Regions from separate parts of the Mus musculus genome. Here regions 2 and 3 are each linked to region 1. A link is a loop called in an ENCODE intact Hi-C map of the cell type or tissue named here. Cell type or tissue: left cerebral cortex. All regions are shown on one strand. Region 1 holds the start of Cbr3 (carbonyl reductase 3). Region 2 overlaps Dop1b (DOP1 leucine zipper like protein B). Region 3 overlaps Cldn14 (claudin 14).

Region 1 (8,000 bases):
CTTTGATGCGGGGACACATGTGTGGGAGGTTCTGGAGGGTGATCAAAGATCATCCTATTAACCAGATGGTCCAGCCAGCTCTAAGAGGGACGACACCACACCATCTACCAGCGGCAGCATTGTCTGGCACACATGAGTGTGCATGTGTGTGTGTGTGCACATGCATGCTTGTGCATGTGTGTCTATGTGTGTCTCCATGCATACAGAAACAACTTCCACTTGTTTTTGTTTTTTAAAGAAAGAACAGGCAAGTAGCTCCCTCTAGTGACTTAATTGTTGTTGAAGCTATTTTTTGTCTTGAGTGAGTAAGCAAGACCTAGGATCCTGGAAAGTAAGGTGCTAAAAGCTAAACAGAAAGTATAAGTCCGTGATAGTAAGCACGGTGTCTTTCAGCGAACAGTGTGTAGCCAAGTCACCTGTCCTAGGCAGATGCCCTATCAGTCAGAGATCCCTCAGGGCAGGAAGCTGCAGGCTTGATTAAAGATGGTTCACCTGGTTCTTGCCCCTCCCCCTACCTCTGAGAGCTTTCCTTTAACTTTCAAAATGGCTTGGCTCTCACTTGATGCTGTAATTCTTATTTCAACAGAATGAAGTTTATTCGATCAGGCAATCGGCAGTGAAGGCCAAGCTGGGCTTCTGAGTTCAGGGATCGCAGGTGTGTGCGGGGGGGGGGGGGGGGGGGGGGGGGGGGGGGGGGGAGGGGGGGGGGCTGAGACTTCCTGGGAATCCATCCCACTAAGAAATGAGGGAGGAGTGAGCAGGTGGCGGGCAGGGGTCCAAGTTCAGCTCTCACTACAGTTTTCAGACTGACATTTTCTTACAGATAAGCTGGGATAGGGATGCATGCCTGGGATCCCAGCATCCAGGAAGCAAAGGCAGGGGGAGGCGTCAGAGGTTCAAGGCCAGCCTGGTCTACAAGGCAAATTCAAGGCCAGAAAACACTGTAGAGTTAGATCCTGGTTTAAAAAAAAAAAATAGGGGGGGGGGGCGGGAACCCAATTCTCCTAAATCCTGAGCTAATTCTCTTTCAAAATATTAAGAAAATTAAATTTTTTAATTTCTATTTATTCTATGTGTCTGTATGAGTGTTTTGCCTGTATGTATGTATGTATGTATGTGCACATTGCCCTGTGCCCAAAGAGGTTAGAATAGGGTGTTGGATCCTCTGGAACTGGAGTTACCAATGGCTGTGAGCTATATAGGTGCAGGAAACCATGGGAACTGAGCCCATGTCTTCTGCAAGAGCAACAAGTGCTCTTAATCTCCGAACTCTCTCTCTCTGGCCCTGAACATTATGTTTTTTAAAAACAATAGCCGGGGGCTGGAGAGATGGCTCAGAGGTTAAGAGCACTGACTGCTCTTCCAGAGGTCCTGAGCTCAGTCCCCAGCAACCACATGGTGGCTCACAACCATCTGTAATGAGATCTGATGCCCTCTGCTGGTGAACAGATGCACATACAGGTAGAGTACTCATACATAAAATAAATTAAAGCCTTAAAAAAACAACAACAACAAAACAACAGCGCTTCCCCTCAGAACCACAGTCAATCTCAGAAAAGGGAAATCCCCAGAGAAGTGCCTCTCTCTATCAAGTTGGCCATCTCACACCTTAGAGTCTTTGTTAGAAAATCTCTATCTCCCAGCTCAGCTCCAGGCTCTGTGGATGAAAGGGTCCTCTTGTATATGATGGGCCCAGTTTTTACTACCAGTGCTGGGTATAATGGTGGGCACCCAATAAACATTAGAAGGAAACTAATGATAATTAATAATAAATATTGAACCCTCATGGGCTGGAGGTAAGGTGTTCCCCACAAAAAACTACTTCTTTCGGATTCTCTCAGCTGACAACATTTAGAAAAACACCTTCTCATAAGCTTTTTGTTTGTTTGTTCGTTTGTTTGTTTGACATAAGAAAGGAACAGAAGGACTGTTATAATGGCAGATAAGTCAGGGGTGGGCCCATCCTTGCAATGTCGGGGGCAGGAGGGCAACTCTCTAAGACTGTCACAGACCTTTGGGGCCATGCTGCAGTCTGTGATGGAGGTTGAGCTCATGACACAGACCCCAAGAACTGATCAGTACCACAGGGTTCTGACAACCACAGCCAAAAGGCTCAAGTACAGAGCCAGACACCTTGATAAAATAAGGCAGTTTTTACCCTCCATCTCACAAGCAAATGGCAGCCCTGAGTGGTCCCTGTTGGTTGCCCTATTTGAGGGACCGAGGGCCACTTCCCGAGGGACAGTAGTCCTACTTTGGACTTACCATGTGGTTTCATTATAGGCAGTAACTCAGTGCAGACATTTCTAGTGGCAAAAAAGTTCGTCTTCAGTGTCACCTCAGCTTGAATGTCGAAGGGTGTTGGGTCATCCACTTTGAAAAGCACACAAAAAAAAAAAAAAAAAAAAAAAAGAAAGAAAGAAAGAAAGAAAAGAAAAGAAAAGAAAAGAAAAAAGAATTACATTTTCCTCTGAAACTCGTGTGGCCAAGTTGGATCTCATCACATAACAGCTAAAGGGAAAGTGTACTAACTTTAGGACAGTCTTGCTGAGTGTGGTGATACACACATCTGTAAAGTACACACACACACACCTTTAAACTAGAACTTGATCATTCTAAAGGTCTTAAGAGCATAAGGAAAGAACTTTCTGGTCCACACCTCAAGTTTCTCATCAGCCACGCTCATGTCGCGTCTCAAGAACACTCAGTTTTGATCTTCCTGTCTCAAGCTTGAATAGGGTTCCTGGAGGTTGGGAAAAGATGCTCTGGTGAGGCTGGTGTAAGACCTCAGCTTGTGTGGTGGGGCAGCTGCTGCTCAGATTTGCATACACATGGCCCACATTTAAGTATGAACCTCCAGGGCCATAATTCACCAAACCTTCCATCCGACAACGCTGAGAGTGGCTGAGGTGGTGAGCTCGCCCCTCCCCTTCCCCAAAGCCCACATGCCAGAGTTTGGAAGTGCGGGTACAAGGGTGTCTTGGCTCTCACGCAAGGCGCCTATGGGTGTCCAGGGCCAACTGGAGAGTTTTCGGCTGCACAATAGTCTCCCTCCCTCGTTAGTCTCCGGCTCTCTCAGCATTTTCAGTGAAGCTGGAATGTTTGTTTCAGTTCCAGCACATGGCAACTGGATAATTTTGCTAATTGGACATTTGTTAGAGTAAGCGATCTTGTTTTGTTTTTTTGGGTTTTTTTTCCCCTAAAGGAAGATGATTTCCAAACCGCACTTGCAAGTTTAATAACAAACCTAGTTCCCCGAGGAGGAGGGAAGCAGAGCTCGCTTCCTTTTTGCCAGAGCCTCTCAAAACGCTCCATTAAAGCGGGTAGGAAACCCACTATCGTGCCAGGGCGCTAATTGTGTCCGGGCGACCCATTTCCTGTCCTCAGCAGATATCTACTGGCATCTATGAATTCGCCCTTGTTTCACGCGAAGCGAAAGCTCCAACCCTATTTTTTTGGAAGACCCTTCTCTGAGAAAAGCCTTCGTGCGTGGGACAGAAAGCTGATGAGCTTGACAAGGCGTGGTCCCCTCCCAAGAGACCGGTTTTCTTCCAAACAGGCGCAGCTGAAAGTTCCAAGGAGGGCCTCCGGCGGAGCACAGGCCCGCACAGGCCGCCGGCCGGGTCGGGCATGGAGTGGGGTGCCTGGGCGGGCCCGCACCCGAGTCACCGCACGGGGGAACTCGCCACGCAGAGCGCGAGCCGGGTGCACCCAGGCGGGATGGCGCAGCCTCCGGATCCCAGAGGCTCACTGCCCAGCACCCTCGGAAAACCCCGGGACACCTCCTCCTGGAGCCCCACACCTACTTCTAAAGGCGATGCCCGCGTTGTTGACCAGCACGTTAAGTCCCCCGTACTCCTTGCGCAGAAAGTCGCGCAGCGCACGGATGCTCTGCGGGTCGTCGATGTCCAGCTGGTGGAAGCGTGGGCTCAGGCCCTCCGCCTGCAGCTGCTGCACCGCCGCGCGGCCCCGCGCCTCGTCCCGCGCCGTGAGCACCACGTCCCCGGAGAATTTCCGACACAGGTCACGCGTGATCGCAAAGCCGATGCCTTTGTTAGCCCCAGTTACCAGGGCCACGCGGCTGCAGGACGACATGTCAGAGGGACACACGGACCACCTGATGGCCGGGCCGGCTGGGCAGCGGGTCACGCGTGGTCAAAACCGTGGCGTAGGACTAGATTCTGGGACCCGGCGCTGCGACTGCTAGAGAGCAAGGCCTTGAGAAGCCTGTCCCTCCCCTCTGAGGAGGAGCCGTCTGTTCCCGAAGGGTCCGCCTCCTCCCGCTCGCCTGCCCGCCCGCCCGCCGGCCAGTGTAGAGATCCTGGTTCCGAGCTAAGCAGTGGTCAGGGACAAGCGCTGCTCCCAAAGGAAGGGGTCAGCAGGACTCGTGGCAGTCGGATTGAAACAACTATTTTGGGGAAACTTCAAAAGGAGGAAAACAAATGCTCCGTAATTTTCTTGGGCGAGAACCCGTCGTTCTCTGCAGAATGCAAATGTTTGCTTCTGCGGAACTCGCTCTGAGATTACTTAACACACCCCGCGGTTTGCTCAGGGACTTCAGGGAACAGTGCCTGGGAGTAGACTGAACAGGTGTGGGCGAGCCCTCGCGGCTGGAGGTCTCGGTGCGCCCCCACGTGGGAGAGAAGGCTCATGTTTATCGAACTGTTTTGAGTAGTACGGGAGTCCTCAGTGCCGGTCTTTGGTTTATTCCAAGTGTACTGGGTATGCAGATAGATCTGCATTGGTCTCAGTCTATGCGAGTCATCTCCCAAGGAGATGCTGAACCTACGAACAAAATTCCAGGCGTGTCTAAGTGTGGGCACGCAATCAGACCTCCTCCCTTCTTGGGTGGAATCGAGTCTGTGCTGATCCTACTTGGCTAGGGATTGTGAGGTTGAAGGACAATTAAGTCCTCACTCACAGTGATTCAGCGTTTCCCGAGCTGATCCGGCCAAACTGCCTTAGCCTCTTATTACGGACTCCACCTTCTGTTTCAAATGAGGTGAGGAAGGTGAGCTCTGTGGGGGCCTAGCCTGCCTGTGATGTTAACTTGAGAGGATCTAGGAGACAGACCTCTCTCTCAGCCTGTCTCTGAGGGAGTTTCTCAGTTAGGCTGACTGGGGTAGGAGGCCCACCCTAAGCTCAGTACCGTTCCAGGGACTGGGATGCTGGACTGAATGAAACGGAGAAAGTGAGCTGGGCCAAGGCTGTGGAGCTGGCTCCGTGGGTGAAGGTTATGAGGACTAGAGTTCAAATCCCCGCTCCACACAACGTGGGGCAGTGTGGCTGCTGTGTGACCCCAGAAGCAGGATTTCCGGAGGCGAGCTGATTAGCCAAGTCTGCAAGGTCTGGTTCAAGTGAGAGACCCTGCCTCAAAGAATCAGGAAGAGATGAATAGCAGAAGACATTTGTCAACCTCTGACCTCTGCATACACGGGAACCCCGCCCCCTTCCTCCCAACCCCCACACACAGTTTGACCATCTGTCTTATGCTCATGTGGTTAGGACCCCACAGTGTTGGACTCTCGAACTGTGAGCCAGGATAAACCCGCTCTTAAATCGCTTTTTCTTTGGTTATGTGATCAAGGCAGCAATGGGAGTAACATTTACAGAGTCCGGGACAACTTTTTCTGCTTTCTCTCCTAAAGACCAGTGGGGAGTTCAGAGTGTAGTTCGGTGATGGAGCACTTGCCTAGCATATCCTTGTGAATGAGAATTCCTGAGAAGAAGTTGTGCCTGGCTGTCTACAAGACTCCTGGAAGGAGTTCTGTGCCTGAAGAGACTGAAGGACAGGCTGCTGTGGGGAGACTGGGATTCTGCAGGTTCAGAGGTTAAGTATCTTGGACTAGGTTTAGCTTCTGGAACAACTTCTCCTTGTCAAATCTGAGCCAACATCTCGTGATAATAAATAAAAGCCTCTTAGATGCTACTGACGCGGTGGGACACTGGCTTCCAGCAATCCGAGAGCTAAGAATGTCCTGAGGTAGCATCTTGGGCCCACAGAACAGCTCCGTCTCACTGTACCTGCCTCTCTGCTGTGCCCATCCATGGATTTCAAAGATTCATGACATCCTCTGGGAAACTATAAAACCCTCGGGAAAGTGCTTCTGAGTTGGAACATAAATTGGGGATCCTAATTCTGTGTTTCCAGGCCGTGGTCACTCAAAATGCCCCCAGGATAAATTTCTTTAGGATCAGAGCTGAGAGCAGGTGGTGGTGGTGCATGCCTTTATTTCCAGCAATTGGAAGGCATGGGCAGGCAGATCTCTGACTTTAAGGTTGGCTTAGTCTACAAATTGAGTTCCAGGACAGCCAGGGAGGGTTACACAGAGAAACCTTGCCTGGAAAAACAAACAAGCAAAACCCCAAACCAACCAAACAAAAAGGGTGAGAGCTGTGGCTTTTATGTCAATGCCTGGGGGGAAATGGAGACCTGTGTTAAGTCCATACTCTGAGGCTGGTGAGATTGCTGTGTTGTGGACATCCAGCAGCAAGGATTTCATAGGACACCAGGACACCTCTCAAGTAGGAAGTTGTTGGTGAGGGTGTGGTTCTCTGTGATTATTAAACAAAGGGGGAAGGCACTTGTCACCAAGCCTGATGAATTGAGTTTGATCACTGAGGTCAACAAGGTAGAAGGAAAGAATTGACTCTTGCAAGTGATCTGGAACCTACACACACACACACACACACACACACACACACACACACACAGGCACACACACACACACAAGCACACAGAGACATGAAATAAAACAAAATATATATTTTTAAAGGAACATAATACTATTGTTTCTCCTCTCTCCCTCCCTCTTTCCCTCTCTCCCTTCCTCCCTCCTTCCCTCCCTCTTTCCCTCTCTCCCTTCCTCCCTCCTTCCCTCCCTCTTTCCCTCTCTCCCTTCCTCCCTCTTTCCCTCCTCCCAGTCTGTCTCCCTCCCTACTAAGACATGCACTCTTTTGCTGGCCAGCCTGACCATGAGTTCAGCTAAGGATGACCTTGAACTCCCGTCTACATCCTGCTGGAATTATAGGCACTTACCGCACACTGTTTCTGATTTTTCAAATTCTGATACAACCCCGGTGCTTTGTTTGGGAGATAGGGTCCCACTGTGTTGCCCAGGTTGGTCTTGAACTCCTGGTTCAAACAATCCTTCAGTCTCAGCCTCTAGGCGGGGTACTGGGTCCACAGGCACAGACCACCGTCTGGCTTTTCATCCTTCTCTCCCCCTAGTGAGTCTGGCAGAGATTTAACATCTTTAAAAGAAAATTTCCCAAGCAACCAACATTTACTGTTCTTGATCCTCTTTTCTCCATTTCCCCTGATTATTTTTATTTATTTTCTGATTTTTATTTCCTGTTTTTGCCCACTTTGGGCTCAATATACTCATATGTCTCTTGAACTGGAAGCCAAGGTTGCTGGTTTGAGATATTTCCTCTTTTCTAGTTCAGGCAGTATAGTTTACACGTTTCCCTTAAAGTGCTACCTGGTGGCATTTAAATATTGATTTTTGGGGTTGGGTGCTGGAACCAGAGTGCAGTGCAGACATGATTAGCTGCTGAAATACACCATCAGCTCCTTCCAACTTACCTTTTGATACCTTTTTGGACCAATGCTATTTTTTTTTAAAACTTCTTTTAATTCTAACTATTTAGTTAAGGTTCTCTGATGACCTTGCTATGAGCTTTAATAACTCTATTGAAAGCAGAGAATAAACTCTAGTGGCATCTTTTACAAACAGTATCAAACACACTGGGACATAGCAGTGCATGCCCTGTAGGTTGCCAAGGGAGGAGAATGAGGCAGGGGAGTGACTTCAGATCAAGAGTTTAAGACCAGCCTGGGCAAGTCAGTAAAGCAGTGTTTTCTTTCATTCTTTGTCCTCCCAAGTCCCGTGCTTTGCCCCCTGGTATGCTCTGGATCTTCATCCTCCTGTCTTAGTCTCCCACGTGCTGAGCTCACAAGTCTGTGCTCTCTTGCCTGGAAAAACCTGTCTCTTAAA
Region 2 (8,000 bases), 100 kb before region 1:
AACCTCTCAGTCCAAAGCCTGGGCAGCCAAGGCTCCACAGAGAGAAAGGAAGAGAAAGAGGCACAGACAGAATCGCCTGGGTTGGGCATGGTGGCTCCCTCCGCCTGTGATCTCAGCACTCAGGAGGCTGAACTGCGAGGACTGCCCAGAGAATGAGTCTCAGGGTTAGGGTTAGGGTTAGGGTTACGGTAGGGTTAGGGTTAGGGTTAGGGTTAGGGTTAGGGTTAGGGTTACGGTAGGGTTAGGGTTAGGGTTAGGGTTAGGGTTAGGGTTAGGGTTAGGGTTACGGTAGGGTTAGGGTTAGGGTTAGGGTTAGGGTTAGGGTTAGGGTTAGGGTTAGGGTTAGGGTTAGGGTTAGGGTTAGGGTTAGGGTTAGGGTTAGGGCTACTCAGGGAGACTCCTGTTCCAAACAACCAAAACAACAGCAGCAGCACCTCCCAACAGTGCCCCGCCCCCGAGACAAAAACCACATCAACCTCCTGGGACTGGTGCTCGCCCGCCCGGGATCTAAGGTACAATTGTAAGTAACAAGCTGTGCACGGTGACAAAGTGGATAGAGAGCACTAGTCACCCACTCTCCCCTCCATCATGCTTCGACACTGAGAACACTGGCCACCGCATGTCTCCATCTTGCTCTCTCTCTGGCTGACCATGAGACTCTCTTTTTCCTCAAGGTGCCAGTGGATAAACATCTTTATGACAAGAAGCCCAGACCACACCTTCGCTAGGCCTGCTATGAGCATCTCCTGCCTACCCCTCAATTATTGCTCTGTGTAAACCTTGAGTGTTTGTTAGGGCTCTGGGGAGGTACCTGCGGACACTGGAGCAGTGGACCAGTAGTTGAGCCTAGCTTGCTGGACCTTCGAGTGGTTTTCCTTTCTGTTGCTATGACCAAATATCTGAAAACAATGTAAGGCAGGGGGTGAAAAGGGGTGGGGCTGGGGTGGAGCTGGGTGTTGGTAATTCTGGCTTACATTTTGAAGTGATAATTCTTTCTCAGTGGGGGCCAGCTAGATATACTGTATTTACCCCAGGAAGCAGAGAGCATACAGGAAGTGGGGGCTGGCTATAAAGCCTTAAGGCTCCATCAGTGATCTACTCCCTCCAGAGACTCCCACTCTTAATGGTTCCATATTCTTCCCCAACAGTGCCACCAGCCAGGACCCCATGTTCTCGCACATGCGCACAAACACACACACACACAGAGGCAAGCACACATGCAGGAGCAATGGCTTCTGCCTGAAACTCCAGGAACACCACTCTAAGTAAGCAGTCATCCTGAAGGAAGCTGGAGAACACGCAGGTTATTTGCTAACAGTCGCTGAAGCCAGGAGTGCTTTCCCCTCCCATGCAGGAGGCCCTGGATTCAACCCCTTCCACCACACTGCAGCGCAAAAAACCAACCGAATAAAAACCAAGTAAAAACCAGTTATTCCACAGTGCTGGGAGCAACCTCCTAACATTTCCATCTGCTATTAAAAAGCCGTCTTTTCTAGTTCTGGCTTTCTGTGGTTTATCATGCTAGGAGCAAAAGTGGTCCGCCTCCAAAGCCCTGCCCTGCCCTGTGCTAGGAGACTCAGCTCAGGAACTGAGGCCTGCGGCTCAGTCATCCGTTCCTATCTGGGGGAAATCGATGTGTGTTCACACCTCCTCAGAAAAAGTGTCACTCGAAAGACTATATGTTAAATATAGACATAAACTGGATTCTAGAGGCTTGTAATTAAGTGCTGGTTATACTTTCCAATATTTTTAAACTCAAGAAATGTAATTTTGTTTGGTCTTCTTCTTGTGCCCAGCCTAAAGCAGGACATATACATTCACTTAAAAGGCATGAAGAGCACACAGGTGTGCCATCACTGACGACCTGAGCAGTTATAAAAGCTGTAAGCCGTACTGGGAGGCCTGTAAACTCATGTGTTAAGAGAAAGGATTTATATCTAATTTATAGCTAGCTATAAAAAAAGGAGGGCACTGTCTGTATTCTAAGAACAAAATTTATGCACATATAGAAAACCAGAATCTAGAACTTTATGCTTACAACAAAGCTTTCTCTGTTGGTCACGGCAGAGGCAGACAGTCTCCCCAGTTGGGTAACCACAGCCAGGCTATCCACACCCACGCCCCACGTGTGGTCAGGCACACAGCCCCCTTTGAGCTCAGTGACTTGTTAGTACCTGTGGGGAGGAGCCAGGTCAGTAGGTGCAGGAGGGGGAGGAGAGGGTATTGGGAAATGAGTTCCATCAAATGAGCCTATGAAATATCAAAGAAAAATATTTAAAAACATAAAAACTGGCCTTCTCTTGATAAAACACACACTCTCTCTCCCTCTTCCTCTCATCCCATTGTATGTTGGGAGATATTAAGACAACTCTATTGTCTTGATCTCTAATTGGGCCTCTCCCCCGAGAAGAAAAGGGGGTCAAAAGCGGGCCACCGACGCACCGTTCCAAGAACAACCACAGAATGTTCCAGCCCTAAGTCAGCGCCAGATGTCCTGACCACAAGATGTACCCTGATACCACCAAGTTCCTGCTTCCCCCGTGTAGTTGCCAAAAGAAAAATTTCCGCTGCCCCATCCCTCCTGCTGAGAAGTACTTCCTCCTTTGCTTGTGCATTTAAGCCTTGAACCTTGCTGAATACAGAGAGACCTTGATGCTACTCAGACTGCTTCCTTGTCGTTCTTGCACTTGGTTTCCGTCTCTCCCTCCCCCCATTTGGTTCTTAGGAGAAGGTCCCCTCGAGACCCTCGAATAACTGGACCTGCTGGATGGGTCAATTGTATTTTATAACAATGTGGTTGCTGGGAACCAAACTTGGGTTCCCCACAAGAAGAGCAAGTCTTCTTGGCCGCTGACCCAATACTCTTAAATGTATTCTGAGGGAATGGAGCTTTGTGAACTGATGATCCCCGACAAAAGGTAGCACCCTTTCTTAGCCACTGAGGGCTGCAGAGACTAGGTATGCTGCAGACGCAGAGCTGGGGGCTCTATGAACTGCCTTTAGTTCAGTATCGGAATCCATCCCCACACCTCCGGCTGACTTAACATCCTTTCAACGGTCAGGCAAAACCCATAACCGCTAAAGACACCATGTGATAGAGCTTGGCTTGCCTCACCTGCTCCCCGTGCTCCCTCTGACTACTGAGTGTGCCTTGCTCTATGGCTTTCTTGTTCTATGACAATGAAAGTCCATCCAATTGCTTCTGGTGTCGGAACACATCGGTCACAGCAACCCAAACCTGTGCCTCAGGCCATGGCCACTCATATTTGGCTCAGAATAAACTCTAATTCCCTTTGAAGCAGGAGCTGTGTTTTGCATTGGCTGCTTGTTTTAGAGTAAATTTTAACTATGCCCTGTCTATATTCCACAGGAGTGTAACTTTGTTCTATGATGCTGCCACTTTAGGTGGACTCCAGGGAAACTCTAGGGCCACCTCTTTACTCCTCGTCATTGGGACAGACTGAAACCCAGAAGGGCTCACCAGTAATGCCTTTAGGCAACGGTGAGCTGTGGGGATGGTAACGCTCTATTGACAGTGAGCGAGTGCTCTGCTCGAATCCCTCCAGTAGGTGGCGATGTTCACTAGCTTCACCGCTGGCTCCAGCTGCACTCAGCTCTGCTGGGACCCTCTAGAACAAGCAAGCAGCTTAGATCCCTTTTAAGTACCTCAGCTGCCCTGATGGACTCCATGTGGCAACGCAGTAAAAGGTATTCGGATGTCACAAAGTCCCAAATCCCTTGAGACTGAGAAATGTACCTGAAACCAGGGCAATTTTAACAGAGCCCAAGTAACCAAAACCTGTTTTCAAAAGGTGACTGTCAGGCGGGAGGTCTTTGGGACAAAGAAGACACCCCTCCTCCACCAGGAAGAAGCCAGTGCTCGTGGGACTCCGAGACAGAACAAAGAGAGTCCCACCAGGTTGCCAGGCTTACAGAAGCCGGCCCAGAACACTGGACAAAGCACACACTTGGTTTCAGATTCTAAAGTGACCACTTGACACAGGACACACGACCAGACCCCCAAACCCAGACCATCGTGGTGATTTCATGGACCTCCTACCCTGACGACCCCCGTAACTAATCCTGAATAAACCTGCCTTTTACTTAGGGGGTCTGTGTGTAAATCTACACATTCCTGGCTTTTGTTCTGTCCTTTCTAAACCTGGTAGCTTGATTTGGGGAAGACAGGGGCAGAAGAAAAATTTCTTTCTCTCCAGGTTTTGATCAAAACTGTAAATAAATTCAAGAATCATCTTTATCATCATCTTCTTCTCCTCTTCCTCCTCCTCTCTCTTTTTCCCCCAGACTCCTCTTCCTCCTCAGATTTATTTATTTTATGTAAGTGACCACACTGTGGCTCTCTTCAGACACACCAGAAGAGGTCCTCAGATCTCTTTACAGATGGTTGTGAGCCACCATGTGGTTGCTGGGGACTGAGCTCAGGACCTCTGGAAGAGCAGTCAGTGCTTTAACCTCTGAGCCATCTCTTCAGCTCCCCAAACTGTCTTCTTTGAATCCCAGACAGTGGTAGGTGTCACAGCCAAGCACTACTGGTGGAGGGCTCCACGGCAGCTCTGTCCCAACCTGTAGGCTGCTACCCTGCCTTCCTAGAAAGCAAGAAGAAAACCTGCAACGGGGGTGGGGGGTGGGGTGGGGGCTGGTGAGATGGCTCAGTGGGTAAGAGCACCCAACTGCTCTTCCAGAGGTCCAGAGTTCAAATCCCAGCAACTACATGGTGGCTCACAACCATCTGTAATGAGATCTGATGCCCTCTTCTGGAGTGTCTAAAGACAGCTACAGTGTACTTACATATAATAAACAAACAAACAAACAAACAAACAAACAAACAAAAAACCCTGCAACCTCCAGGCAAGGAACGTTTGAATGGCTGTGCTAACTGGTCTCTGCTTAAACTCCATTGAGGAGTAGCCTGACACGAAACAACAGGTTCTGGGAGTTTGTGTTAATGTGCTTTGCCCTCTGTCCCCATACACAGAACAACTCAGAATCCCGTTAGGTCACTGGTTCCTTAGTTTTCCTTCATCTGGAAAAGCTGCTTCCATGGCGGGCCTGCTGGAATACTATAACAAAATGTTGCCTGTTTAAGTGCAATAAGAGCTTTACGATTTATTTATTTTTATTTTAGGGTGCTTTGTCTGCAAGTATGTCTGTGCACCAAATGTATGCAGTGCCACTGGAGTCCATTGGAGGGCGCCAGATCCTCTGGAGCTGGAGTTACAGATGGTTGTGGGTCACCATGTGGGTGCTGGGAACCAAGCCCTCGTCCTCTGCAAGAGCAGCTGGTGCTCGTAATCACTGAGACATCTCTCAAGCCTCAACTATAGGCGAAAGCAGGAAGATCAGAAAGCTATTCTGGGAAACTCAGCAAGAGTAAGAATTTTGAAGTGACTTGGTATACAGCTCAGGAGTCCTGGCTGGTCCCCAGCTGCACAGAAACAGTGAGACCAGCCTGGGCTGGCGGCCTAGGCCTATGACCCAAGCCCTGAGGAGACTGAGGCAGGAAGACTCTGAGTTTAAAGCTAACCTGAGCTACACAGCAAGACCATTTCTCAGAAAACAGGGCCAGGAGGAAAGAGAACCAGATTAGATGTCCATCAACAGATAGGTAGGAAAATGCGGTAAAAATTGTAGCTGTAAGGAAAAATAAATGAATCTTCTTTTGCAGGAAGATTGAGGCAACTGGAAATCATCATGTTAGCAAAATAAGACAAATAATGTGAACTTTCTATCTGTATGTATGCAACTATGTGTGTATATGTAGGCATGAATGTGCATGCGTGTGTACATGTGTCATGAAGCCAGAATTAGGTTGTAAGAGAGTTAGACACAATCCTAAGGGAGGTGGGAGATGGAGAGGATGAGGGCAGGACAGGGCAGGGGTTCCTCCATCTTACATGTGAGTGTGACAGGGCAGGACAGGGCAGAGCTTCTTTCATCTGTAGTCTTGCTCAGGCCATGTCAGGTTTAACTAGAATTTGATCTCCTTGATGGAGAATCCTGTAGAAAACTGCCCAACTCTATTCCAGGACCAGAGGCCAAGACGCCCCCAGCTAACTTACCTTAGCTGCTCTTTAACTGCTTGCTTCTGCAAACCTCCCCTGCAGCTGCAGAGGGAAACAACAGGAAGTAACTTTTGCCTTTAAAAGCTCCTTGGTCAGGCTGGAGAGATGGCTCAGCAGTTAAGAGCACTGACTGCTCTTCCAGAGGTCCTGAGTCAATTCCCAGCAACCACATGGTGGCTCACAACCATCTGTAATGGGGTCTGATGCCCTCTTCTGGTGTGTCTGAAGGCAGCTACAGTGTACTCATCATATATATAAAATAAATAAAACCTTTGAAAAAAAAAACCAAAAACCAAAACAAAACAAAAAACCCAAAAAGCCTTGATCTAAATGCTCTGGGCTGCACTTAAGCCCTGGATACCCAAGTATAGTACCAGCCACTGAGTAGACATTCAGATGACTATAAATGGTTGAGTGGTCATCTCTGTAGTCAAGGAATACTGTACATCTATTTTTAATTGAGTCTTTGGTTAAAAAGAATAGCCACAGACTTAATATTCGTAACTGCAGACCAGTGATGCCCGAAGTATATCATGACTTTGTTTGTTTGTTTGTTTGTTTGTTTGTTTTTGAGATGGATCCTTACTAAGTAGCCATAGAATTCACTATGTGGCTTGGAACTCATAGCAATCCCCCTGCCTCAGCACCCTGGTTTTAGTATTCTGGTCCTCAATGCTGGGATTATACGCATGGGCCACTACATCTGGGTAAGTTTTACTGTTTGAATTTTTGAATTTTCTTATGAACACGCTTTGCTTTTATACTGGGGCAAAGAGAAAGTTTTAAGGAAAGCTTCCTGGGAGGAGAAAGATTCGTGCTTTAGAGATATCAATGCCCAGCTCACAATAGACCCTGCCCAAGACTGCTTGATCTTCCTTCCTGAGTGGAAGAGGCTTAGAACCCAGGCAAAGCTAAGATGCAGTTCTGGGTAAGGGTTATTAGCAACAGTGGCATTCTTACAGACTACAGGATGACAGACTACTGGACCTTCCCCAACAGTCTCATATACACACCTGCAGGTCTTTTTGGTCCTTCTTGCTTTCCAGGTTGGGTGTTCTTGTCACAAAGTCATTCAACATGCTGTTGAGAGACAATCAGCTTCTGGTCAAAATGTTACAGAAATAAAGATAAAATGTATCCCTCCTATAGAAAACACTGTATCTGTGTGGATGTGGAGAATCTATACCTGAGAAGCAGAAAGTATCCAGGGGGAGCCAGGTTCAGCTGCGCAGCCTCCTTCAGGACGCCCAGGAGGGAAGGGAAGGCCTCCTGCAGGTCTGGTATGGACAGTCTGTTTAAAAAACAAGACCAAATCTGAGCACATTTCAGATGCAGGGAAGCAGCTGGGAGAACAGCACAGCTGCCTGGCCTCATGGCTGCCCGGCTTAGTTTATTACAGTCTCTGCAAGCTCAGAGTCAGTCCTGGGGCAAGCACCTGCAGGTGGGGAACCTGGAGCAGCTTCTGACATGTGGCCACTCCGCCTTTCACTGTCTGGAAAATGAAAGCCTTGGCCAGCTGCTCAGCTTTCATTCTTGGCCATGCTTGCCCAGCGCTGAGGACAGCATGCATCATGGGTGGTAAAGACGCAGCGTGAAGGGAGGTGAAACACGCATTTGACCATTGCCCAGGGCAGCTCTCGAGAGGGTCAGGCCTCTACGGCAGCGAGGAGGGTGCTGACATCTCGGCTGTGCAGCCAGGCACTGCAGTACAGTTTGCTAAAGCACAGATGCAGTCAGAGGGCCCCAGGTCCACACCCTGGTGCCTACCTTCCTGCCTCTTGTTCCACCTTGGTGGCTCCTCCTCTGCAGCAGAAGGACGATAAAAATCTGCCCTGAAGCTGCTGAGCAGCTCAGAGCCACTAAAAGCCACAGAGGTCAGCTGGTGTCACAGTAGCACTGGCTATCCCAAAGAGTGGC
Region 3 (8,000 bases), 240 kb before region 1:
GCGCTCTCTCTCTCTCTCGCTCTCTCTCTCTCTCTCTCTCTCTCTCTCTCTCTAACATAGAGACATCTAGCCATTTGATGCCTGTGTGGGCCAGTTAGGGAGAGCTTGCCTTTGACCTTCAGGTACACGGGGAATTTTCCAGATGGGTCTCCTCATTTTCAGTCTTCTACGTTTAGGGACATGAAGGTAGAGGCTGTTTTGTATAGACCAGTGACAAGCACGAAGCCACCAAATTTCCAGTGCCCTGATCTAGAGAAGACTCACTCTTGTTTTTAGACTTGAGTGTGTCTCTCTAACTTCCTGAGCTGAGTGGACAGTGGACAGGGCTGGGGGAGGGGGTGGCTAAGCTATGGATGCATAACAAAGCAGAGATTGGTTCTAAAAGTCTGGGACCTAGGCTCCCCAGGGCTGCTCCTCCTGAGGGCTGAGGGTTGGCCTGCCCCCACTTTCTCCCCAAACTTTTAGAACATTCTGGGCTTCTTGCTGAGTCATTCCAAACTCTGCCTCAGTCCTCAGGGACTTTGTAAGACACTAATTCGGTTTAGGGACCTGGCCTTCCCCAGTGTGTCCCTGTCCACATGTGTAATCTTCCTACTTCCAAAGAGGGTGACATTCTGAGGTACTAGGAGTTAGGACTTCGATATATCTTGGGGGGTGAGGGATATAGTTCCACTCATAGCACCTTCTTTAGAAAGCTTTCTCCCTTAAAAAGACAAACAAAACGCCGGATGTGGTGGCACACACCTTTAATCCCAGCACTTGGGAGGCAGAGGCAGGCAGATTTCTGAGTTCCAGGCCAGCCTGGTCTACAGAGTGAGTTCCAGGAAACCCAGGAGAAACCCTGTCTCAAAAAACCAAAACAAACAAACAAAACAAAAAACAAAAGCAAAAGCAAACAGCTATTAGTATTTAATAATCATTTAACACTAAAAAAATGCTTGCATTGATCAGGGGAATATATACTTTTTCTTTTAGTTTTCTTTGTTCTTATACTTTGTCCTTATACTTTGTCCTTATAGGGCAGACTTTTGAAAAATGAAAAATAACCTAGAAAACCTACACCACTAAGAAAAAAATGCTATGAAAATTGAGTTTCGCCGGGCATGGAGGCACACGCCTTTAATCCCAGCACTTGGGAGGCAGAGGCAGGTGGATTTCTGAGTTCGAGGCCAGCCTGGTCTACAGAGTGAGTTCCAGGACAGCCAGGGCTACACAGAGAAACCCTGTCTCGAAAAACAAAAACAAAAACAACAACAACAACAAAAAATTGAGTTTCTTTTCTAAACTGAAATTCAGTTATTTCATCTTAAAATGTTGATCTGCACTTTTAAAATTACTTATTAAGTTAGTGTATTACACGTGTGTGTGTGCACATATGTGTGGGGCGCATGCAGTTAGAGGTCAGAGGACAACTTGAAGGAGTTGGTTCTTTCCTTCCACCATTTAGATCCCAGGGATCGAACTCAGGTCTGTCGGGCATAGCAGCAAGCACCTTTGCCCACTGAGCTAGCTTGCCAGCCCTAATCTGTATTTGTAAAGAACTTAAATAGTGAGAAGATGCCTCCAGAGAAAGGCTGAGAGTTCCAGTGATCCAGATGGCTTTCTGTGGTCTTCACTGAGTCTGCAGGCTCTCGCTGCACCTCACCAAAGCAGAAGTGACCTCTGCAGGTTTTGTGCCTCAAACCGTGGTTTTTATCTAACCAACATTCGCTTTCTTCTTAGGAAAATGTGTTTTCTTTACTCGTCACTCATGTACCTAGATGGAGTTAAGCTACAATGGGTCATTTTAATGTGTGACTTAGGAGAGGACATCGACTACTTTTCCTGATTAGCACAGTGCACACTATCAGGTCACTTAGTTCCGGTTGCATAATTACCTGCCTGTGATTCTCACAGACTGTATGTGTGTGAGACTGAATGGCTTTGGAAGTCCTGTCAATTTAAACTGCCAATGCCTGCCTGCCAGGCTAATAGGTACTTAAAGTTAGAGAGTATGGAACTGTAATGACTGTCTCTAAAACTCTTCAGGGTGCAGGAAAGCCACCCCCAACACACACACATACACACATACACACACACATACACACACATACACACACACACACACACACACCACCCCTGCAAGACCCAACACCTTCACCTTGTAGATGCTGCCCCACCCACCTGGCCCGCTGAGGGCTTTTCGAACATTTGTCTTGGACTCCCATCTCTCTAGCAAATGTTTTCCACAGTTGTACACATGCCTGCAAGGGGGGAGGGGGACATGGGAGAAACAGTAGCCCACAGGGAATGCCAAAGTCAGCCCAGTGCATGCTAGCAGGGCCTTCCTATGCAAACACAGTGAAGGATAGAGCCTTCTGCAACATTGTGGCCAGGAGGGTTGGGGCTGGGGTTAAGCAGTTTTCAAGGAGACACTTTCATTTAATGTGTTTTCTAGTGAATGAATGGCTTATAAGCGAGAAGCAAAGTCAGGAAGTATTGCTTGATGCTGCTGCTATGGGGGGGAGGGGAGGGGGGAGGAAGCTGGAGGGGGAGGTTTGAAGCTCATTAACACTTCTTAAATTAGAAAATCCTTAACTTAAAAATAGCAAAACCTAGTGATTTCTAAAATTAGCTCCCCTTGCTTTCCATAAATACACTTAGACCTCCCCAGACTGGTCCACCACCAAGCCTTGTGGGCTCCTGTCAAGCCTTCCGACAGTCTTTAATGGGTAACCTTGAAAAGGAAAGTTTGGGGCAGCCTAGAATTCAGGTCAGGAATCAGCCAGGGGGCCCAATGTAAGCCTGGACCTTTCACTCTTCGGACTCTGTCGAGGTGGAGAAGCTGGGGACTGTCCTGACTTGCTTGAGAGGGTCCCCTACGCTGGGCAGTCTCTGTAACTAAGAAAGCAGGCTGAGCCCTGGCTTACACTCCTGTCAGATGCATTAAGCATCTGGCCACTTGGAATCCTGTCCCTGGGCAGGAGTCAGCAAGCTTGATGTCACATCAGGCCTGAATTCCAAAACAGCCCCTGACCTGCCTCTGAGGTGCCAGAGAAAGTCGCCCCCTTACAGACACAGCCCCCAAGGCCATTCTCTAAGTCACAACAGGTACACACCCTAACTAACGCATGTCAGTCCAAGCTGTGTGGAAGGAAGGTTGAGGTGTAACAGAAAAACCTGAGTGTACATATAAGGTAGAACTCCCTCTGTGTGCTTTCCCTAAGTCGTAGGTCCCGGAGACATCGAGAATGGGAGCTCTGGGGTCTCCAGGAAGCACAGGCTGCTGGGACCTGCATCCTCTCATCCAGCTCTGTCCTTCCACCCTGAGGAGCCTCCATTTTTTTTTTTTCAGGACATGTTAATTATCATAGGAACTGCCTATGGAAAAGTGTTTTGGTGACAGAAATAAAGGCATCGAGATAATATTTAACCCAGTTCCCTTTTCTTGCCCTCCCTCTCCTCCTGGCTTTATTAGGCTTCCTGCGGGCACCTAAGGACCAGATCCATCCCTGGGGACCTGGGCACTGCTCAGCGCGGCTAGCAGGGGCCCTTAGCCATGGCCAGCACAGCGGTCCAGCTCCTAGGCTTCCTGCTTAGCTTCCTGGGCATGGTAGGAACGCTCATCACCACCATCCTGCCACACTGGCGGAGGACGGCCCATGTGGGCACCAACATCCTGACTGCCGTATCCTACCTGAAGGGACTGTGGATGGAATGTGTGTGGCACAGCACAGGCATCTACCAGTGTCAGATCTACCGCTCACTGCTGGCGCTGCCCCGGGACTTGCAGGCCGCCCGGGCGCTCATGGTCATCTCCTGCCTGTTGTCGGGCATGGCCTGCGCCTGCGCAGTAGTGGGCATGAAGTGCACACGCTGCGCCAAAGGCACACCCGCCAAGACCACCTTTGCAGTGCTGGGGGGCGCGCTCTTCCTGCTGGCCGGCCTGCTGTGCATGGTGGCCGTGTCCTGGACCACGAATGACGTGGTGCAGAATTTTTATAACCCGCTGCTGCCCAGTGGCATGAAGTTTGAAATCGGCCAGGCCCTGTACCTGGGCTTCATCTCCTCATCCCTGTCTCTCATCGGGGGCACCCTGCTCTGCTTATCCTGCCAGGACGAGGCCCCCTACAGACCCTACCCGCCCCAGTCCAGGGCCGGAGCTACCACCACGGCTACCGCCCCTGCCTACCGCCCACCAGCGGCCTACAAGGACAACCGTGCCCCCTCGGTGACCTCAGCCGCGCACAGTGGGTACAGGCTGAATGACTACGTGTGAGTTCCTTCCCCGGGCTTCTGCCAGGGATGCTGGGCCCCAAAGGACCAATGATGGATGTGGGAAGGATGCAGAGAGCAAGCCCGGAACACAGGGAAGGAGGTGCTCTTCAAAGCAAAGACTTCTAAAAAGTGCTGGTTTTTTATTTATTATATGTATTTATGCGGGTGGCTTAATAAGAGCTCAATAAAGAGTGTCTTGGAAGCGTGGCCCATCCATCGGGTTGGTTTGTCTCACGGGAACAAGCCGCGTGGAGGTGGTCTGTGAGGCGGGCAGCAGTAGCTCCTGCTGCATCTTCAAGGTGTGGAAAGCCTCATCTGAGTCCTGGGGATTTGGAGTATCCTGGTTATGCAGCCAAACTAAGGACCAGGAGCCCTGACCTTGACACTGAATCACTAGCATCCACTAGTGCATGATGGGAAAATCTAGAAAGCTGACTGCTGTGCCCCCAGGAAGTCACAGAGGCCCCTGTAAATCTAGAAGCAAGCCTCAAAGGACACCACACAGCAGAAAGTTAAGCGAGTGTTGCTGTCTACCTGAAAACGGTTCCCACTGTGTAGTGTGTGTGTGTGTGTGTGTGTGTGTGTGTGTGTGTGTGTGTGTGCGCGCGCGTGCGCGCGCCCGCACTTGTGTGTGAGAGAAAGGGGAAGGGGGGCAGCGTAGAGAGTGAAGGACAGTTCCCCAGAGTCTTACTCTACTGCCACCTTGTGGCAGAACCTGGGATCACACCATTCAGGTCATAGGCTTGCCCAAAGCCTCTCTTATCAGATAAGAGTCTTGCTGGCTCAACAGTTCTTCCTTTAATAAGTTACAAAGAGAAGCGGAAGAGGTTCTGGTACCTCTGCTTTCTGTGCGTTGGCACGAAGTTCAGTCAGGAGTGCTTGGCCCCCAGGGCTTAGCTGTAAATGTTACCCTCTTTTTCTAAGTCCTAGCTGCCGTGACAACAGGTTCTAGGGAGCTCCTTTACCTAGAAAAAGAAAATCCTAGAAAGTTGTGAGGACCCCAGTGTCCTTCCTGGTTCCAACCACATGACCAGAAAGCTGTCTGCTGTCTCCCTGAACCTCCCTCCCACACCCTACCCCAGGGAATCTAGAGCTGTGCTCACATCCTTTCTCTGCCCTGGCCTCTGCCAAAGGCTTTGAGTGGGGAGGACACACCCACTCAAGGGCTGAGCGTGAGAGTCCCCAGCACGAGAGTTGCAGTGGGGCAGGGTGAGGCTCAGTGGCTCAGCCTGGGGAGACCCTGGCCCATGATCACAAAGGGTAAAACTGAATATCCAAACGGAATGTGGAGAAAGGGTCACAGCCCAAGCCCTAGACCTACACAGGCGTCAATGATGTCATAACCCTGTATTAGTTATGATCCTAATTACAGCCACCTGTCAGTGACTGGGGCAAAGTTCAATCGGTGAGTGCTTACCCAGCGCTGGGTTAGAGCCCCAGCCCCACATAAAGCCAGGCGTGGAGAGGCACACCTGTTAGCGAAGAAATTGGGAAGTGGAGATCAGAAGGTCGGAAGTTCAAAGCCATCCTTGGCTACACAGCCAGTTCAAGGCCAGTCTGTGCTAACCAACACACCTCACCTGTTAAGATGCGACTCAAGGGAAGGAGGGCCTATTTTGGCTACAGTCTGAGGGCTCAGTCCAGCGCAGCATCAGGACTGTGAGCATGGACATGTCGAATCCAGTCAGGAAGCAGTAAAAGATGGACCCGGGTTCTCAGCCAGCTTTCTCCCTGCCGTCAGCCCTGCACCCTAGCCCACAGAACCGTGCTACCCACAGTTTGTGCGGCTCTTCCATCCTTCCTCAGTTTACCAACCTCAAATCATCCTCACAGATGTGCCCGGTAATTAATCTGCTAGACGATTCTAGAGCCGTGGTTCTGTTTTTCTTTTCTTTTTTAAAATTTATTTATTTATTTTATGTATATGAGTGAGTACACTGTAGCTGTCTTCAGACGCACCAGAAGAAGGCCTCAGATCCCATTACAGATGGTTGTGAGCCACCATGTGGTTGCTGGGATTTGAACTCAGGACCTCTGGAAGAGCAGTCAGTGCTCTTAACTGCTGAGTCATCTCTCCAGCCCGAGCCTTGGTTCTTAACCGTCCCAATGCTACGACCCTTTAATACAGTTCCTCATGCTGTGGCGACCCCAACCATAAATTATTTTGTTGCTACTTCATAGCTGTGATTTTGCTTCTATTATGAATTGTAATGTAAATATTTGATATGCTGGATATCTGATATCTGGCCCACCAAGGCATCTTGACCCAAGGGTGAGAACCATTGTTCTAGAGTAGTTGACAAAGTTCACTGTCACAGCCTCTAGTGTCATGCTTTGCCCTGACATCACAGGGCTCTCGGGACTCTTAGGAAGCTTGGGGTGGGGGACTTGATCTGAGGAATCTCTCTGTTTCCTTCAGCCAGTCCCACCTACAAATCTGCTCTGACCATGAGGCCTCATGAGATCTCCTGGTGTCTTGTTAAGGTTTCTATTGCTGTGACAAATCACTGTGACCAAAAGCAAGTTGGGGGAGACAGGATTTGTTCAGTTTACACTTCCACACCCATAGTTCACCACTGGAGGAAGTCAGGACAAGGACTCAAGCAGAACAGGGACCTGGAAGAAGGAGCGGAGGCAAAGGCCGTGGAGGGGTGCTGCTTACCAGCTTGCTCCTCATGGCTTGCTTGCTCGGCCTGCTTTCTTATAGAACGGAGAATGGCCAGCCCAGGGATGGCTCCACCCACCATGAGTTGGTGATCACAAATTTTAAAAAATGCCTTACAGCCAGATCTTAGGGAGGCATTTCCTCAGCTGAGTTTTCCTCATTCCCAGTGACTCCAGCTTGGGTCAAGTTGACACAAAACCAGCCAGCACATCTGACAGCACCAGGTAGCTAATCAGACAAGAGCAGGCTTGAAGGTCACTGGGGATGCCCCCCGCCCCCCAATCAGCAGCTTTATAAAATGAAGAACTCAAAAGATAAGAGCTGTGTGTCTAAGTATAACATTTTCAAAAATAAAGAAAAATTGAAGCTGGGCAGTGGTGGCGCACACCTTTAATCCCAGCACTTGGGAGGCAGAGGCAGGTGGATTTCTGAGTTCGAGGCCAGCCTGGTCTACAAAGTGAGTTCCAGGACAGCCAGGGCTATACAGAGAAACCCTGTCTTAAAAAAACAAAAAAAGGGGCTGGTGAGATGGCTCAGTGGGTAAGAGCACCCGACTGCTCTTCTGAAGGTCCAGAGTTCAAATCCCAGAAACCACATGGTGGCTCACAACCATCTGTAACAAGACTGACTCCCTCTTCTGGAGTGTCTGAAAGACAGCTACGGTGTCCTTATCCTTACATATAATAAATAAATAAATCTTTAAAAAAAAAGAAAGAGAGAGAGAAATGAAAGAGAAAGGAAAGGAAAGGAAAGGAAAGGAAAGGAAAGGAAAGGAAAGGAAAGGAAAGGAAAGGAATATTGAAGGGGGACGGGGGACGGGGGGGGGGGGGGGGGGACGGAGGGAGATGTGAGTTTGTCTCTGGCTTCGGGTAGCTATGACGTTCTCGACCACCAGGTGGCACAGAGTCCAGTTCAGCTGGTGAAGAACTTTCCTGACAGGCATGAGGCCCTTGGTCCAAGCCCCAGCAGGGCTTAACTCGGGTGCAGTAACACCTGCCTGGAATCTCAGAATTTGGGAGGAAGCAGGAAAGTGAGGCCTTTAAAATCCTCCTGGAGAGAAGCTCAGACTCAGAGCGCT

The links. Peaks named below come from ENCODE experiments on the same cell type or tissue, not always from the same donor. Only the 100,000 strongest peaks of a DNase experiment are listed, where the experiment ranks them.
Region 2: it touches region 1 in a loop (2.7-fold over the local background); 21 of 42 quality-filtered maps call a loop at or near these places.
Region 3: a loop joins it to region 1, with 2.8 times the contacts of the local background. A loop is called at or near these places in 3 of 42 quality-filtered maps.

The regions. Positions count from the first base shown.
Region 1 is chr16:93,679,420-93,687,419 of GRCm38, reverse strand. Cbr3 (carbonyl reductase 3) reads right to left here and starts at 4,201. Exons shown (of 3, transcript NM_173047.3): 1 at 3,807-4,201; 2 at 2,266-2,373. The coding sequence starts at 4,095. In left cerebral cortex, CTCF peaks have their summits at 249 (motif pointing left), 1,436 (motif pointing left), 3,663 and 4,620; DNase peaks (open chromatin) are centred at 295, 3,300, 4,286 and 4,624; H3K4me3 peaks cover 2,311 bases; H3K27ac peaks cover 1,333 bases.
Region 2 is chr16:93,781,575-93,789,574 of GRCm38, reverse strand. Dop1b (DOP1 leucine zipper like protein B) reads right to left here. Exons shown (of 37, transcript NM_027293.1): 25 at 7,270-7,374; 26 at 7,097-7,163. Among named protein-coding and RNA genes, the nearest start is that of 2310043M15Rik, 9.3 kb to the left of the region's middle. In left cerebral cortex, CTCF peaks have their summits at 3,567 (motif pointing right) and 5,222 (motif pointing right); DNase peaks (open chromatin) are centred at 2,125 and 3,565.
Region 3 is chr16:93,915,495-93,923,494 of GRCm38, reverse strand. It overlaps Cldn14 (claudin 14), which reads left to right. Exons shown (of 2, transcript NM_001165925.1): 2 at 3,458-4,464. The coding sequence starts at 3,539. The coding sequence ends at 4,258. Among named protein-coding and RNA genes, the nearest start is that of Gm31012, 9.8 kb to the left of the region's middle. In left cerebral cortex, CTCF peaks have their summits at 4,987 (motif pointing left) and 7,835 (motif pointing right); DNase peaks (open chromatin) are centred at 4,961 and 7,884.